3 separate regions of the Homo sapiens genome follow, and regions 2 and 3 are each linked to region 1. The links are chromatin loops, found by intact Hi-C in ENCODE. Cell type or tissue: MCF 10A. All regions are shown on one strand. Links, peaks and the distances in the headings refer to the core of each region. The heading gives the core; the rest is flanking DNA.

The links. Hi-C counts contacts between places; a loop is a spot of excess contacts. Peaks named below come from ENCODE experiments on the same cell type or tissue, not always from the same donor. Only the 100,000 strongest peaks of a DNase experiment are listed, where the experiment ranks them.
Region 2: it touches region 1 in a loop (4-fold over the local background); 2 of 110 quality-filtered maps call a loop at or near these places.
Region 3: a loop joins it to region 1, with 19 times the contacts of the local background. A loop is called at or near these places in 4 of 110 quality-filtered maps.

The regions. Positions count from the first base shown.
Region 1 is chr9:889,459-896,344 of GRCh38, forward strand. It overlaps DMRT1 (doublesex and mab-3 related transcription factor 1), which reads left to right. Exons shown (of 5, transcript NM_021951.3): 3 at 4,454-4,737. Among named protein-coding and RNA genes, the nearest start is that of DMRT1, 51 kb to the left of the region's middle. RefSeq lists an enhancer at 4,468-4,787. In MCF 10A, for the core only: a CTCF peak has its summit at 4,496 (motif pointing right); a DNase peak (open chromatin) is centred at 4,523.
Region 2 is chr9:345,936-350,935 of GRCh38, forward strand. All of the region lies in intron 14 of DOCK8 (dedicator of cytokinesis 8), which reads left to right. Among named protein-coding and RNA genes, the nearest start is that of DOCK8-AS2, 120 kb to the right of the region's middle. In MCF 10A, for the core only: a CTCF peak has its summit at 1,952 (motif pointing right); a DNase peak (open chromatin) is centred at 1,956.
Region 3 is chr9:1,618,168-1,623,167 of GRCh38, forward strand. No RefSeq gene overlaps it. Among named protein-coding and RNA genes, the nearest start is that of SMARCA2, 390 kb to the right of the region's middle. In MCF 10A, for the core only: a CTCF peak has its summit at 1,944 (motif pointing left); no DNase peak of the experiment used is centred there.

The sequences.
Region 1 (6,886 bases), core at 1,537-6,536:
AAAGAGGAAATAAAATACGGGTAAGTGGAAAAGTGATGGTGTTGTTAACTAATTACAGTCAGCTGTAACAAAACAAATTATTGCTTTGACCTGACGTAGCATTTTAGTTGAGGTTTACTATGCAGTTTATTGAAGCCATTCTCTTGTTACCTTCAGAGTTATTACTGCCATTATTTTGTTGCTTGATAAACTGAGGCCTGATAAAAGGTTCAGATTAAGGTCATGCTGCAGAAATTCAAGAACTTGTGCTGTGCCCTGATTCTGGAATGCTGGAATCCTTGGGTTTCTATTTATTCGTCTGCTACTGTATTTTGTTTTCTTTTTTAAGAAGCTTGCTTTTGAAAGGCAGGCCTTAAGTGGGAGGTATTCAGTGTTTTTAATGCAGGGACAGGCCTAAGTGTCTAAAATGCCTTCCTAAATGTCTGTGAGATTGTATAGGAATGAACCATTAATGTTTATGACTGCATGGTAGGATAGGTCATTTATTCTTTTTCTGACTTAGATGCTCATATAATTTATTAAATTTGAGAAGCTCATAAGGCTTTTGTAATCAGATAAACAATAGAGACATGACCTTGAAAACAAAAGAATGATATAGAAAACCACCACTTAACGCCACCAAACGTGTTTTTTTTTTTTTTTTTTTTTGAGCCGGAGTCTTGCTCTGTCACCCAGGCTGGAGTGCAGTGGCGTGATCTTGGCTCAGGCCGACTGAGCTGAGATCTCAGGCCGCCCGCCTCAGCCTCCCAAAGTGCTGGGATTACAGGCGTGAGCCACCGCACCCGGCCCAAACTGATGTTTAAAATAAGAGAAAGGCCCAGTGGGGAAGTTGAGGAGGAGCGAATGGACATGTGCCCTCTCCAGACTTGGGGGTGTGGAATAATGGCATTGGAATGTCTCATCTCATTAGCTGGGAAGAGGAGAGAAGAAAGGAAAGGAATAGAATAAAACAGTGGTTTGGGAGTGCATTTACAGGAGCCTAGCATAGGTGGATTTGGTTTCCTTTCAGAGAAAAGTGACACCAATGCTGACTTTAAAATGAGGCTTCAAAAATAAATTTTGTTGTAGATCTCAGCCAGACCTTCCAGAGCTTGCACTTTAGTTTTGCCCTCTCCCTTGCATGTTTTTGTTTTCCCACACACTCAGCCAGTGGATGGTTTCTGGGCACCTTCTTTGGGCCATGCATTGTGCTGGAAATTTCTCTCATGAGCCAATTCTGTCTGCTTAAGGACACTTAAACCTCTATTTATTTCTTTATTTTTATTTTTTTATTTGAGACAGAGTCTCATTCTGTCACCCAGGCTGGAGTGCAGTGACGCGATCTCTGCTCACTGCAACCTCGGCCTCCCAGGTTCAAGCAATTCTCCTGCCTCATCCTCTGCAGTAGCTGGGTCTACAGGTACGCACCACCATGCCGATGTCCGGCTAATTTTTTTTTGTATTTTTTTTTTAGTGGAGACGGGGTTTCACCATGTTGGTCAGGCTGGTCTCGAACTCCTGACCTCAAATGATCAGACCTACCTCAGCCTCCCAAAGTACTGGGATTACAGGCGTGAGCCACCGCGCTCAGCCTTAAACCTTTTTAGAAAAGTGAAACAAGGCCAGGTGTAGTGGCTCATGCCTGTAATCGTAGCACTTTGGGAGGACAAGGTGGTTTGATTGCTGGAGCTCAGGAGTTTGAGACCAGCCTGGGCAACATAGTGAGACCCCATCTCTATACAAAAAAATTAAAAAAAAAAAAAGCTAAGAGCTTATTAAAATTCAGATTGCTTGAGCTCAGGAGTTCGAGATCAGCCTGGCCAACATGGTGAAACCCCGTCTCTACTTAAAAAAAATACAAAAATCAGCCAGGCATGGTGGCTTGCGCCTGTATTCCCAATTACTTGGGCTGCTGAGGTGGGAGGATCGCTTGAGCCCAGAAGGAGGAAGTTGCAGTGAGCCGAGATCGTACCACTGCACTCCAGCCTGGGCGACAGAGTGAGACCCTGTCTCAAATAAGTAAATAAACAAAATAAAAGTGAAACGACAAGATCTTATGACTCCCTGGAGGTTTTACTTTTTTTTTTTTTTCTCCCAGACGGAGTCTTGCTCTGTCGCCCAGGCTGGAGTGCAGTGGCCCAATATCGTCTCACTCCAACCTCTGTCTCCCAGGTTCAAGCGATTCTCCTGCCTCAGCCTCCCAAGTAGCTGGGACTGCAAGCATACGCCACCACGCCTGGCTAATTTTTTTTTTTTTTTGGTATTTTTAGTAGAGACAGGGTTTCACCGTGTTAGCCAGGATAGTCTTGATCTCCTGACCTCGTGAATCACCTGCCTCGGCCTCCCAAAGTGCTGGGATTACAGGCGTGGGCCACCGTGCCTGGCTGGAGCTTTTACTTTTAACTCACATTATTTTTGATGCCAAGCTACTTGAAAAATGATTATTCCTCAGTCCCTTCAGCAAATATTGACCCACTGTGTCTGGCAGTGTGCTAAGCACGGAGGACACAGTGGTGTGCCCGGAGGCTGGGTGCCTTCTTGCTGGATCTCACGTCCTGGTAGTCCTGGTAGGAGAGAGGCCATTCACTGGAGTCATCTCTTTGGATTTCTTGTTGCTTGTTGCTCCTTGCTCTCTTGCAGGCCTGCATCTGCTCCTTTCATCATGGTTAAAACCGCAAGGCCCTGAAGACCTAGTTGTCTGTTGGTCTTTTCTAGAACTGTTTGCTTGATGTCCCAGCAGCAGTTGACACCACAGCCTGCTTGCTCTGTGATTCAAGTCAGCTTTAACCTCTGTGACGTTGTATTCTCTGTTTTTCACGCTCCAGGTCTTGGCTCTCCTTTATTCTGTAACAGCTCCTCCCTTCCTTGCCCAGATGGAGCTAGCACCTCCAGTGGTGACTCTTGGATCTGGCTTCCAGTCTCAGCCTCTCCCAAAAGCACGCGTTTCATGTTCCTCACCCTCACCCAGCCCTCCACCTGCACACCTGCCCACCCTCTGCTCTACACACCCAGGCTCCTGCTCTCTGCCTCCCCTGCATCTTAATTCCTGGCAGCCCCTCAGCCCTCCAGTTCTGTTGCGTTTCATCCCCCACATGTCCCTGGAACAGGCTCCTCTCTTACATTTGCAGGCCTTAGAGTTCTGGTCTGTCCTTGAACTCACTTTGGTGGTTCCCTAGCAGGTCTTTCTGCCTCTGATCTCTCTCTCCTTCACTTGCCCTAAGCAGTTGCCCTTAGATAAATCTCCTCCAAGCACAGCTCTGACCGTGTAACCTCCTTGCTCAGAACTCAGTGGTTCCCATTACATCCCAGAGTCAGGAGAGCTGGACTGAGGCCCGCCTCACCTTACCCTAGCCCATCTTTCATACTACATGTCTCCTTCCCTTTTCTCATCCAGTTCCTCAGCCTCACTTCCCTGCCCATCATTCCAAACTCTACCCCCACTTTCCTGCTTCCACTCCTTTGTCCTTGCTGCTCCTTTCTCCTTCCTCTCCTTTTCTCATTTTTCACCTGTGTCCTGCATCTTTTTTTAAGTGCAACTCAGGTGCAGTTTTGTCCATGAATTTCTAACTAGGCTACAAGCCATCTCTGTTTCCTCTGACTTCCCATGGAAGTTTATGGGTCTTCCTGTATGATGGTAGGTGGTAGGTGGTATTCCCTTCCCATCTTCTATCCTAGACCGTAGACTCCCTGTGGGCACGGCAGCTGGCAGACGTTTCAGGCACCCGGACTGGCTCTTAGAACATTGTTTAATAAATGTCCATTGGATGGATGACTTAGGAATTCATTTATTGGAATTGACAATAAACACTTTAATGTCTGTGCCAGAGGTTGGGAAACTAGTCTTTGGGTTAGATCAGCCCACTGCCTGTTTTTATAAATAAAGTTTTATTGCAACACAAGCATGCTGCAGCAGTGATTGAATAGTTGACAAAACCTGAAATAGTTACTGACCTCTTACACTAGAAGTTTGCCCCTGGTCCGCACCTTTGGCCAGATTTCTGAAGATACCTGATCACCTGTGGAAGGAAGTTAAGGAAACAGGTGTTCACCTAAATTCACCTAAACTCTTGGCCACTCGTTTTGACTTTCTAACCTATCTATGTGGCTACAATTAATTTTGTTTTAAGAATGCACAATCAGGTCAACTAGATTTGCTCTTCAGTTTCTTGACATTAGGATAGGAATTTCTGGATAGAAGTTGTGCTGTTGGGCTTTATGTAATTAAAATCACCTCTAAAATGGTTTTGATACTCTCAGTAAAAACAATCAGCTGAGTCTTTCGGTTGTGCCACCAGAGTGAAGCGAACCTTAGAAACTCTCCCTTATTTTGGCTATAGGAGAAGCAACAGATGGTTTTGTCTTCTGCATATTCAGCTACCTTGCTCCGCAGGTCTTGGGTAGGAAGGTTTAGAAGTAAAGTTTCGTGGACTAACATTAATACCATGTTGTATTTTTCTTTTTTCTTCCAATTTAGAGGGACGTATGGTCATCCAGGATATTCCTGCTGTCACCAGCAGAGGGCATGTGGAGAACACACCTGACCTGGTTTCAGACTCCACCTACTACAGCAGCTTCTACCAGCCGTCTCTGTTTCCTTATTACAACAATCTATACAACTGCCCGCAGTACTCCATGGCCTTGGCTGCTGATTCTGCTTCTGGGGAGGTGGGAAATCCCCTCGGGGGATCCCCTGTGAAGAACAGCCTTCGGGGCCTCCCCGGACCTTATGTGCCTGGTCAGACAGGAAACCAGTGGCAGGTATGATATTAATTACCCAGAGAGTGAACTGGTTGTGTGAAAGCCACATGCATGTGCACACACATGCACATACACACAGAGGCACACACGCACTTGTGCGCCCAGAGGCACACACAGGTGACACACACAGGTACACACACATATGTGTGTGTGCCATTTTGCACACATGTAGGCACAATATGCAAAATGTGTAAGGAATTTTTTACTCTGTCAATAATGCCCTTTAGCCTCAAAGGTTGGCTGCAAGGAATTGGAAAGAAATAATGTACAAACTTGTTTTCTTTTTCAAATTTTACTTTTCTCATTTTTTGAATGTTGCATAAATAACCAGTTGGGCACAGGCAGATCACAAGTACTGAATGAGGTACCACCTCCTCCAGCTTTGTCCCCACTTTCGTTGGGCACCTTAGAAAATGCTGGGTAAAGCCTTCTGGGTGGCAGTAATCTGCGTGATGAATTTGCACCTTGGGAAGGAAACAGGTCATAATCTGTATGGAAGAAAGGTAAGAAAAGGAATTCGGTCACTGTTGAGCTGGACCCAACCTGGGTGCATTTTTCGCTAGGAATAGAGGTCAGTCTTTCATTCTCCAAGTTTGTTTTTTTTTTTGTTTGTTTGTTTGTTTTGGTTTGGTTTTTGAGACAGAGTCTCGCTCTGTTGCCCAGGCTGGAGTGCAGTGGTAGGATCTCAGCTCACTGCAACTTCTGCCTCCTGGGTTCAAGTGCTTCTTTTCACCTCAGCCTGTGAAGTAGCTGGGATTACAGGCGCCTACCACCCCACCCGGCTAATTTTTGTATTTTTAGTAGAGATGGGGTTTCACCATGTTGACCAGGCTGGTCTTGAACTCCTGACCTCAGGTGATCCGCCCGCCTCGGCCTCCCAAAGTGCTGGGATAACAGGCATGAGCCACCGTGTCCGGCCCCAAGTATGTATTTTTAAAATAGCATGCAATCAAGGGCATTTGATATTTGGAGTAAAACAAAGCATTTTACTTTATTAGAGAAGGGAGCGTTTATCTAGGGCTGTTCTGCTTCCTCAGTTGCAACCATTTTCATCATGCCCGTTTGTTAGCAGCAGATTGAAGGCATCAAAAGCATTCAGAGGCTAGATTACCTTGTACAGAGGTATGTTGTGGGAATATGTAGGTGAAAAGTTAGACTCAACACCTCCAAGCCCTCTTCCAAGTGAAAGACATTAGGATTCTGCAAGAACTGTTCTCATTCTGGATGCATTTGCCATGCTCAGGCTTCCTCAGTGGGGATTTGATTCAACGCAATGCCACATATATATTTGGGAGTTCAGTGCAAGTGTTTGACCCTCTTTTTCACTTTCCCAGCTTTATTGACGTATCATGGGTAAAAAAAGTTGTATATATTTAAGATGTACAATGTGATGATTTGATATATGTGTACCTTGCACAATGATTGCCACAATTAAGCTAATTAACAAACACATTAATCACCTCACATAGTTACCATTTTTATGTGTGTGGTTGATAACACTTAAGATCTACTCTATTAGCATTTTTCAGGTGTACAGTATATTATTAAGTACAGTCACCATGCTGTATGTTAGATTCCCAGAATTTACTCATCTTATAACTGAAACTTTTTTTTTTTTTTTTTTTTTTGAGAGGGAGTCTTGCTCTGTCACCCAGCTGGAGTACAGTGGCGCGATCTCGGCTCACTGCAACCTCTGCCTCCCGGGTTCAAGCCATTCTCCTGCCTCAGCCTCCCGAGTAGCTGGGACTACAGGCACGCGCCACCAAGCCCAGCTAATTTTTGTATTTTTAGTAGAGACGGGGTTTCACCATGGTGGCCACGATGGTCTGTATCTCTTGCCCTTGTGATTGGCCCACCTCAGCCTCCCAAAGTGCTGGGATTACAGGCATGAGCCACCACTCCCAGCCGTAATTGAAACTTTTTACCCTTTGCCCAACATCTTTTTTTTTTTCCAGCTCAATGAATTTTATTTCCCTTGTTGTATATAAATGCTTTGATTGACCAGTAGATATTTGTCAACCATTAGTATCTTGGTTCTGTTGAAGGAGTAAGAACATTTTAAACTGAGATTTTTTTTTTCTTGTCTTTTCTTTTTTTTTTTTTTTTTTCCTGAGACAGAGTCTCACTCTGTCGCCCAGGCTGGTGCGAT
Region 2 (5,000 bases), core at 1-5,000, 550 kb before region 1:
TCCTTGCTCTAACGATAGAGACCAACTTCTAGAGCCAGAAGTGCTCATCCCAGGAATGACCAGGGGCTCCCAAACCAGCGGCTCGGGCCCTCTGCAGTGCCATGTGCAGCCTCTGTGGGTTAGAGGCATGGAGCTAGAGCAGGGTCCTCTGAACCAGAGCCAGGCAGGACACTCTGAGAAATCACAAGCAGAAGGACAGCAATTCTGAAAGCAGAGCAGAACAGCTGGAAAAACTGAGCTGATGAAAAGGATTATCCGAATCCAAGCTTGGCGTTCCTTGCTCTGTGTCCAGATTAAGAAAATGCTAGTGGTTTGCCTAGGAACACATTTGCACCAACTCCTGGCTTATTTTCCATGTGACCCAACAGCTGGTACTAGAGACACCAGCTGCTTTCTGGTGGGGGCAGAATGAAAACAGCATGGGCTGAGGCCAAGGCCCAGCAAGGTCTTCAAGGGCATCCTATCCTGCGGCCGCCAGAGGGGTATGTGCGGAGATCACAGGCAATGAGGTTGTAATGAGCTGTTAAGCTCCCTGCCGTCCCTTTAATGGGTGATTACAGTAAAAAGAGCCACATAAAGTACGTTTTCATCTCTCACTTCAGCCCCCGAGAGCCTCTGAGGTCTTGTTTATCCAATTATCAGACTTGCTGTGGAGGACGGTGCTTGCTGAGAACAAGCATATCAGTTGGAACATGATTTCTCTGATGGATAATTAGCTGTTTTCAGGACTCCTCCTATTCAGCTGAATGTTCTCAGACCAGAAGTCTGATCTGGCCTAACGGGGATGTGCTCCCATATCGCAGTGGAGTCTTAAGGAGTACTACCCACCTTCTCTTCTGCGGGGGAAAAGGAATGGCGTAGCATGCATGCAGGACCTGACCGGAAGGAATGTCTGCGAGTTATGATTTAGTGACTAGAACTTCTAAGGAAAGAAATGAACCAGAAATAACTGCAAACGAAGTGGTTAGGAAGAGGGGCAGGACATGGGGAGTATCCTTGAAAGGGACTTAATTTCATCCAAGGAAATAGGTTCCCAGTTTAAGCCCAGTTAGCTCTGTATTCAGAGTGGATCTTCTCAGTGCTAGGTGAAGGAAGGGTGGTTGTGCATCAGAGTAAGTGTCCAGCCCCACCCTGAAGACTCCCATTCAGGTGGTCTGGGATGGGGCACTGGTGGTCTGACACTCTCTTTTGTTCAAAATCAAAGCGTCCCCCTCCTTCTCATGGAAGGGAAGCTTCCACCAACCCTTAATGAGTTCCTGTACCATATGGAGTTGTCAAATGCTCCATACCGGGCACAGCGGCTCACACCTGCAATCCCAGCACTTTGGGAGGCCGAGGCGGGAGGATCCATTGAGCCCAGGAGTTCAAGACCAGCCTAGGCAACATAGCAAGACCCTGTCTCTACAACAACAACAAAAAAATTAGCCAGGGGTGGGGGTCCACACCTGCAGTCCCAGTTACTTGTGAGGCTGAGGTGGGAGGATCGCTTGAGCCAGGAAGGTCGAGGCTACAGTGAGCCGTGATCATGCCACTGCCCTCCAGCCTGGGCAACAGAGTGAGACTCTTTCAAAAAACAAAAACAAAAAACTCTGTCCTAAGTATCAGATGATGCGGAAGCCCAGTACTTGGTTTTACTAGGCTTAGCAAGCAGTCGCTTATGGAACAGAAGCTTTTATAAACAAACCATGTAGTTAGGAAGGGCAGTGGCAGCCCAGGCAAAATCTAGTCATTTGAATTAGCCAAGGAACGGAGACAAAGACAAAGTGAATTTCTGGTGCTAGTTGCAACTTGGTCTCGATAATAAATCAGGAACACAATCCCCACATTCCTAATGCCTTGCTCCAAAACTCAGCAATCCTCCTATTTGTAAGAATGAAAAAATTCAGGAGGGAACCAATTGCCTAAGGTTATGACAGCAAAGCTACCGTTCCAGTATAATATTCAGCCACTAGAGGACACAATTCACTCACTTTCTAGATTCAGACACACGACTACCTTTTTCGTTACAAAACATATGAAGTCGTGATTTATGAAAGTAGGACACATATTGTATTTTTTGCCCTTGAAGTGCAAGACCAGGAAAAACTGAAAAGTATTGCAGCATCCTCCGAGATCACTGTTGTCATTTTTTCGCAAAGGATTTTATTCTAGCCTGTCAGTTTCTGCCTCCTTTCATTAGTAAGTCCTGACCTTAGACATCTGGCATTTTTTTGGAAGGTGTAGTGGGGAGGGGGACCAAGAGATGCATCCCTTAATGTAGCTAAAGATCGAAATCTTCTCATTTTGGGGAGAGTTGCTTACTATACATATTTACACATTCACCAATTTTGTCTCATATGTAAACCACAGAATGTGCCGAATTTTCCTAGAATCATGGTTGAGGCAGGTAGGAGTAAGGAGGTGCTGTGTACATTAGTGTCACTGATTCCACCGTTCACAACTCCATACCACTCTCCTTATTTTATACTCTTGAGTCCACAGTGCTTTGGTGTTACAGCCCATATAGAACGGTCCTACCTAAAAGTCCTGCGGTCGGTTTAACAGTGACGAGTGTCATTTTTCCACTGTCCTTTACATAGAATTCAGCAGGAAGCTTCATGAGGCACCCTGTTTCTACATGAGTTGCCCTGGTTGGTGGAGGCAGAAGCAATGGAGAAGTGGTGATGAAATTAAGTCAAAGTTAGGCTTGCATTTGACTCTGATCTTGAATAGTTTGTCTAGATTAGAGGGAGCACCTAAAATCCAAAAAGCCTTTTGTCTTTGATTTCTATACTTTTGTTAGTTTTACAAATTATTATTTAAAATCAGTCCTTTGAAGTGGCTTCTTCTCTTCTGACGGGACAGCTTTGGGAAACTGTTTAGTCTTATTTCTTTTGCTATTGGGAAGTTGTGGGGGACGCTATTTTGCAGCTTTTTCATCCTCAGTTCTGACCTCCTCATGTGCTTTACAGATGCCCCCAAAGGTCAGCATTCATCCACCTTTCACTGAGAGTGTTTGGCCATCTCTAAAGCAGAGGTATTTTAACAGCTCTCCTTAATGGATGTCCTGTGGTTTCAGGCCTCAGACAGGCTGCCCTTGGGCCCTCAGCAGAAGTCGGGAATCGTCTTATACTTCCAGATCGTCTTTTACTCAGGCAAAATATGAGATGCTGTGTCAGGGTTTCCCAAGGGAAGAAACTGAGTGGGAGGTGCAGGTAAACCCCACAGTACAAAATAAAACAGAGCTGTGAGTAGTTGAAAGGACTGTGTTTTGACAGCGTAATAAGGTAATTGTTTAAAACCATGGCTAATTCATCAGATGTCATGTGTCTTTTATAGTTAAAAGATGAAATTTCTTTACCCACTGGTGTCAACAACAGAAAGATTCTAAAACTTTCAAAAAATGTGCCAGTCCTGGCTGCTTTGTTTCATGTTCTTTGACAACTTTCAAAATGTAAATTGAGATTCATGCAACTATTAATGGAAATATAAATATCATGGCTTCATAAGGATAAAATTAGAGGAGCTCAACATAACGGCTCATTTTAATGATTTCTAAGGGGTTTCCATGCCCAGGCTAATAACTGTACATTTAGCAATAAGCAAATCTCAAAGCCTATTTCTTATCTTTCCCTAGAATTACAGCTTTTAAGCCCAAGCTGGTCGTTCCTTTTATACCACTCCACTCACTTGATAGGGGTGACATGGGCTGAGCTTTCTCTCCTATCAGGGCTCAAAGACAAGTTTAGCAGCGTTTCTAAACTTCTGTCAATCAGCTCACAGGACACAGACCAGTTTCGTTATCCCATTAACAGATTTACATTTCTGTTCTCTGGAAGTGTCAGTTAATGTCCTTAAAGGTAATATACACAAATGTACACAATAGTCTCTGAATTTTTCTCAGAAGACACACTCAGAAACCTTAGAATTCTGATTCATTCTCTTTGGCTCAGACTTGGATGAATTTGCTTCTCAGAGTAGGGACATGAAAATTATTCTTAATTTATACTTCATGTAATCTGTTTCTTCTTTCTCCCTCCGCCGCCCTCCAATAGCTCTTCTGAGCTTGTTTGTTCTTCCCCTAACTCCCATTGTTGAAAACATGGCCTCCCCTCATTCTCACCTTTCCAGGAATCTCCTTGTGCTCCTCAAGTTCGGCTCATCGCAAACTTGGAGTTCTGTTTTCTCATGCCCTTCTTTCATTTTCTTCTTTTAAGAGACAGGATCTTGCTCTGTCTCCAAGATTGGAGTGCAGTGGTACGATTCTAGCTCACTGCAGCCTCAAACTGCTGGGCTTAAGTGATCCTCCCAACTCAGCCTCCCAAGAAGCTAGGACCACTGCTGTGTGTCACCACACCAGCTAATTATTTTATCTTTTCTAGAGACAAGGTCTCACTCTGTTGCCCAGGCTGGTCTTGAACTCCTAGCCTCAAGCAATCTTCCTACCTCAGCTTCCCAAAGCACTGGGAGGTGCCACTCTTCTTGTGTTTTTTACCTTTGCATTTATTTCCTGGTTACAATACTTTTAACTTAATGGCTGCTGAACTAGATTCTGCCAATGTACGTGCCGTCCAGGACACGTTCATGCCACTTTAATTTTCTTAGAACATCAATGAGATAGTCTTACTAGGGAGAGATAAAGGGCAGGGGTTTGGTTTTCTGGCAGGTTTTCTTTCATTTTAATAACGAGCCAACCCACGGAGGAAGGAATTGATTGATGGCTGCTTCCTCTTTTGTAAAGAACAAACATCAAATTAGTGGTTTGTCCTCACTTTGCGGATAAGCAGAATAATAACACCTGTGCCTCTCCCTGCATTATTTTGAAACTAATATAATTTTGTTTGGACAGAACGTAGATAGCAACCTTAATGGGGAGGAATGTGGAAGAGGAATTACTGAAGGGGGACCAGTCAGCCTGTCAGGCAGCAACTCTGGTGCCAAAGAATGGACATAGGATCAGAGCTGTGGACCCCCGTCCTGTTTGTAAACTTCCTGAGGGTGGCAGAGATTCATACCCTTTC
Region 3 (5,000 bases), core at 1-5,000, 730 kb after region 1:
GATGGCATCTTTGTGTGGGGATTGTGAAAAAATTTTTAGATGAAAGAATGATTTAGAGAAGAGTGGGTAGGTATAAAAGAACCCAACAAGGAATATTGAGGCACCCAGGCACTAACATGAAGAATAAGTAGAAATGGTGTTCCTGGAGCCCAGTTGAGAGCTGTAGCCAAGGAAGACTATGGCAGAAGCTACAGTCATAGAAGAATATGGTGACTAGTATAACTGCAACAAATCCAGAAGGAGTGCAATTATCAACACCACTCTCCTTCTGCTATTGGGCTCTTCTGCTCGTGTTTCCATGTTGGTCAAACCCAAATGAAGCCCAAGAGTAATGGAGTCCAGGTGATGCAGTCTCTAGAGGTCATCCTCTCAGAGAAGGGATGTCAATCATTCAGGGAAGAGAGGATGAAGAATAACCAGCATATACCCTCAAATCAGCACCTGAGACTTGGTGAAGATTTCCCTTCCAAGCAGGCTTCTAGTGAAGTGTAGAAGGTAAGGTGAAAACTCAGTTCATTTTAGCACTGGCCTTTAACTCATCCTTCAAGGCCAATCTGATAAATCACATCCTCCAGAAAACCTTCTCTAGACCCTTCTCTATGTCCCCTTATCTTCCAGTGCCTAACTCTTTCACAACACTTAACAAATTTCGCTGAAGTTATATCTATGTGTCTCTCTCCCTCACTGGACTGTAAGCTCCTTGAGGATAGGGATTATATATTACACACCTTTGCATCTAACATAGTGTCAGGCATCTAAAATTTCCCACTTTGTACCAGAGATTTCTTATTCAACAGTATACATTTTCCACCAAGTTCTTAGTCTTCAAACTGCAAACTTTCCCTTGCATGGCACTGAGCATGCCTATGGCCCAGTGAAAACTGAAAAACAGTGGTTCATAACACAGGGATACAAAATCAACATGATGAATGTAATTGAATTTCTGGTCCATTGAGGGAAAACATGAAATTATACAACTGCTTCATGCATTATATTGACCAGACATCTCAGCCAGATCACTGAACAGCAGCATGAGGCAGGCATGGTTCTGCTTGTAATGCCTGTGGGCACTTGTAGTCTGTGACTAACCCCCCATACAGATAGGTAAGCTGAGGATAAAGAGATAACTTAAATTTTTCTTTCAGATTTGCTTAGTTACACAGTGTCTTTTTATTTGTAGGTAGTGCGGGAATAGTGCAAAGCCCCTGACCCTAAAGATTAACGTGATTTGAGGTTAAATTGTAGCAAGTCACTTTGTGAGCTTGGACTAGTTTCTGACCCTTTCTGAGCCTCAGTTCCACATGGAGTTGTGAGGATTAAATTGAGCAACTTTTTGTAAAGTACAGGGTTCAGTGTAGGCACTTGCTGTGAATTTGTTCCTTTTGCTTTATATTATGGTGCCATACTTGTGGACCAAAGATGAGAAATGAGAGCCTGCCTTCCATCCTACACAGACAACGGTGGAAATTTAGTTATGGAGCTGTATAGGTAGATATAAGATAAGATACCAAAGGGAAATAAAATCCTTGGAATATGATTAACAAAACAAATATCTGAATTGCTTGAACCACAACAACTGGATCAGGTCTAAATCTTCTTTGCATTGATGTGCAAATACAAGCTGTCTTTGAATCAGGGACGGGGTCTGGGGGGCAGTGGGTGCACCTATCCTCTCACCCAAATTTCCTGTGCTCTTCGTTTCATTATAGCCCTTCAGTGCCCTTCTCGGGGCTGTCAAAACTTATTTCCAATCACCTCTTCTTCTTTACAACCAACACTCACCACAACCACACAACACGGTGAATAAAGCTGATGTAGAAGGGAGGTACAAAATCTTCCAAACAAAATGAGGAATGGGAAACAACTTTGTCTCCGTTCTCTGCTGTCAATTCTTGCTGAGTGTCAGAACACAGTCCCATAGTAGACAATGCCATCTTGTGGTTCTTGTGAAAATCATTCCTTGGAAAATTCAAGAAGGTCATTGTTTAAATTTCACCACTAGCGTTCCTTCCTATCATATTTGTACAGATTAAATCATCATCCCCTGAGGCTTCACCTAACAAAAACAAGAGCCAGATTATTGATAAATGAGAAGGTCACTTTAAAATGGGAAAATCCCACTACTCTGTTTTTAAAGAGTCTTAGCACATTTATGCTTTCGACTGAAAGATAGAGGCAGGCTGGCTTGGTGGTTTGTTTTCCTTGGGAAGCAGTCACATATAATTTTTTATAATAACATAGCCTGGAATACCAATTCCCATGCCATACTGTCATCCTGCATGTCAGCACTTTGAGTATTGAATCCTGTGCAGAAAGCCCTCATCCGCACTTGTCCGAGAATGTTTCCTCTGGGTTAAAACCCGCACATAAAGGTTTCAGCAGCAGCAGCAGCAGCTGTTTGGGCCACTTTCTGGAGTTATGTGAGTACTGTGGGTTCAGTTATATTTCCTTGGAACATAAAAATAGGAGGTTTTGGTTTGTTACCTTTGAAACCTCAGGGAAATCAAAACCAGAGCTCATTTTGGATGCTGAAGCGATTAATCCATACTGCCCTCTGAGCTGAAGTAATGATTTGATGCACTGGAATAGTTTCTGCAGCAACGTTCTGTCTCTCTTCTGTTTGTAAGTGATCAGAAACAGCATTTAAAAAAATCCCACAGTAGGACACAGAGTATTCTTATATATAATAAGCATACCAATTAATGGGGTTTTTTTTTTTTGTTTATAACCCAATTCCAGTGGAATCTATTAAAAGCAAATGTATATAAAATGTGGTTTTAAATTATTAATATTACAGTTTAATTTGTCATATAGTATTAAAACACTTTGGTAACGTTTATGGGAAAAAATAGACTATGTTTTGTAAGACAACTTGCCCTTTTAAGACCTCAAATATTCTCATAAAATTAACTTATTTTTTCAGTCAACAGATTTTTTTGAGGACCTACTAAGTCCCAGATACTCTGTGAGGGGTTGGGTACCAGAAAATAGTAAGACATGATTCCTGCTCTGAAGGAGTTTACAGTGCAATGGGAGGAACAGAGAAATAAACAAGTAGCTACAAATGCATGTGGTTAGTTCTGTAATGGGGGGAATTGTGGGCTATATGAGCAAACATTGGAGCAACACAGCATCCAATCTTAGTAATTATAGGTTTCTAGACAAAAGTGACAAAATTAAAGATGAGAGAGTTCACTAAGTGAAGGAATGAGAAATAATATTTTGCCCAAACAGAATAGCATGGGCAAATATCTAATATAAATAGGGTCTTTGACTCAGAGAATGAGAAGTACTTAACTAAGGTTGAGACAAAGAATAAGGGATGGACTTGATTCACAAAAGGAGCAATTGGGCCTTCAAATTCATATCAATAACTGTTCCCAGTATCCTGAGGATGGAGGGAAGCTCTGGAAGGGTTAATAAAGCCAGAGGGACCAACTGTCCTTATTTTTGTGGAAATTTCACAGTTCTAGCACTGAAAGTTTTGTGTTTAAGGAAACCCCTCTATCCCAGACAAACCAGGGTTGTTGGTCACCTTAAATGTGCCACGACATAGTTTGGTTTTAGAAATATTATCATGGCTACAAGATGGAGACTTGATTACAGGGAGTGTGACAGAAAGGAAATCAGTTAGGAGGCTGTTGAAGTGATATGGGAGAGAAATAACTGTGGCCTGAACTAAAATAATGGTGATGGGGGATGAAGAGAAATGAAGTGATTCAACAAGAGATGCTAAGACAAAGACTAGACAGAGGTCATATTAGACTTGTATGGTGTATTAGTGTGTTGTCACACTGCTATAAAGAAACTACTTGAGACTGGGCAATTCATAAACAAAAGAGATTTAAGTGACTCACAGTTATGCACGACTGGGGAGGTCTCAAGAAATTTACAACCATGGCAGAAGGTGAAGAGGAAGCAAGGCATATCTTATATGGTGGCAGGAGAGAGAGAGAGTGAAGGAGGAAGTGCTACTTTTAAACCACCAGATCTCTTGAGAACTCACTCAGTATCACAAGAATGGCATGGGGGAAACTGCCCCATGATCCAATTACCTCCCACCAGGTCCCTCCATCGATACGTAAGGATTACAATTTCAGATGAGATTTGGGTGGAGCCACAGAGCCAAACCATATTATTCTGCCCTAGCCCCTCCCAAATTTCATGTCCTTTTCACATTTCATAACCTATCATGCCTTCCCAACAGTCCCCCAAAGTCTTAACTCATTCCAACATTAACTCAAAAGTCCAAGTACAAAGTCTCATCTGAGACAAGGCAAGTCCCTTCTGCCTATCAGACTGTAAAATAAAAAACAAGTTAAGTACCTCCAAGATACAATGGGGGTACAGGCATTGGGTAAATGTTCCCATTCAAAATGGAAGAAATTAGACAAAACAAAGGAGTCACAAGCCCCATGCAAGTCTGAAAGCCAACAAGGCAGTCATTAAATTTTACAGCTCCAAAATAATCTTCTTTGACTCCATGTCTCACATCTAGGGTGCACTGATGCAAGGATTGGGTTTCCAAGGCCTTGGCAGCTCTGCTCCTGTGGCTCTGCAGAGTATAGCCCTGTGGCTGTTTTCACAGACTGGCATTGAGTGTCTGAGCCTTTTCCAGGTGCACAGTGCATACTGTTGGTGGATCTACCATTCTGGAGTCTGGAGGATGGTGACCCTCTTCTCACAGATCCACTAGGTAGTGCCCCAGTGGGGACTGTACTTGGGGACTCCAACCCCACATTTCCCCTCTGCATTGCCCTAGTATAGGTTCTTCATGATGGCACCGTCCATGCAGCAGACTTCTGCCTGGACATCCAGGAGTTTCCATACTTCCTCTGAAATCTAGGCGGAGGTTCCCAAACCTCATATCTCATTTTCTGCATATCCACAGGCCCAGTACCATGTGGAAGCTGCCAAGGCTTGGGGCTTACACTCTGAAGAAATGGCCTGAGCTGTACATTGGCCTTGTTGGGCCCCTTTTAGCCACAGTCTCTTGAATG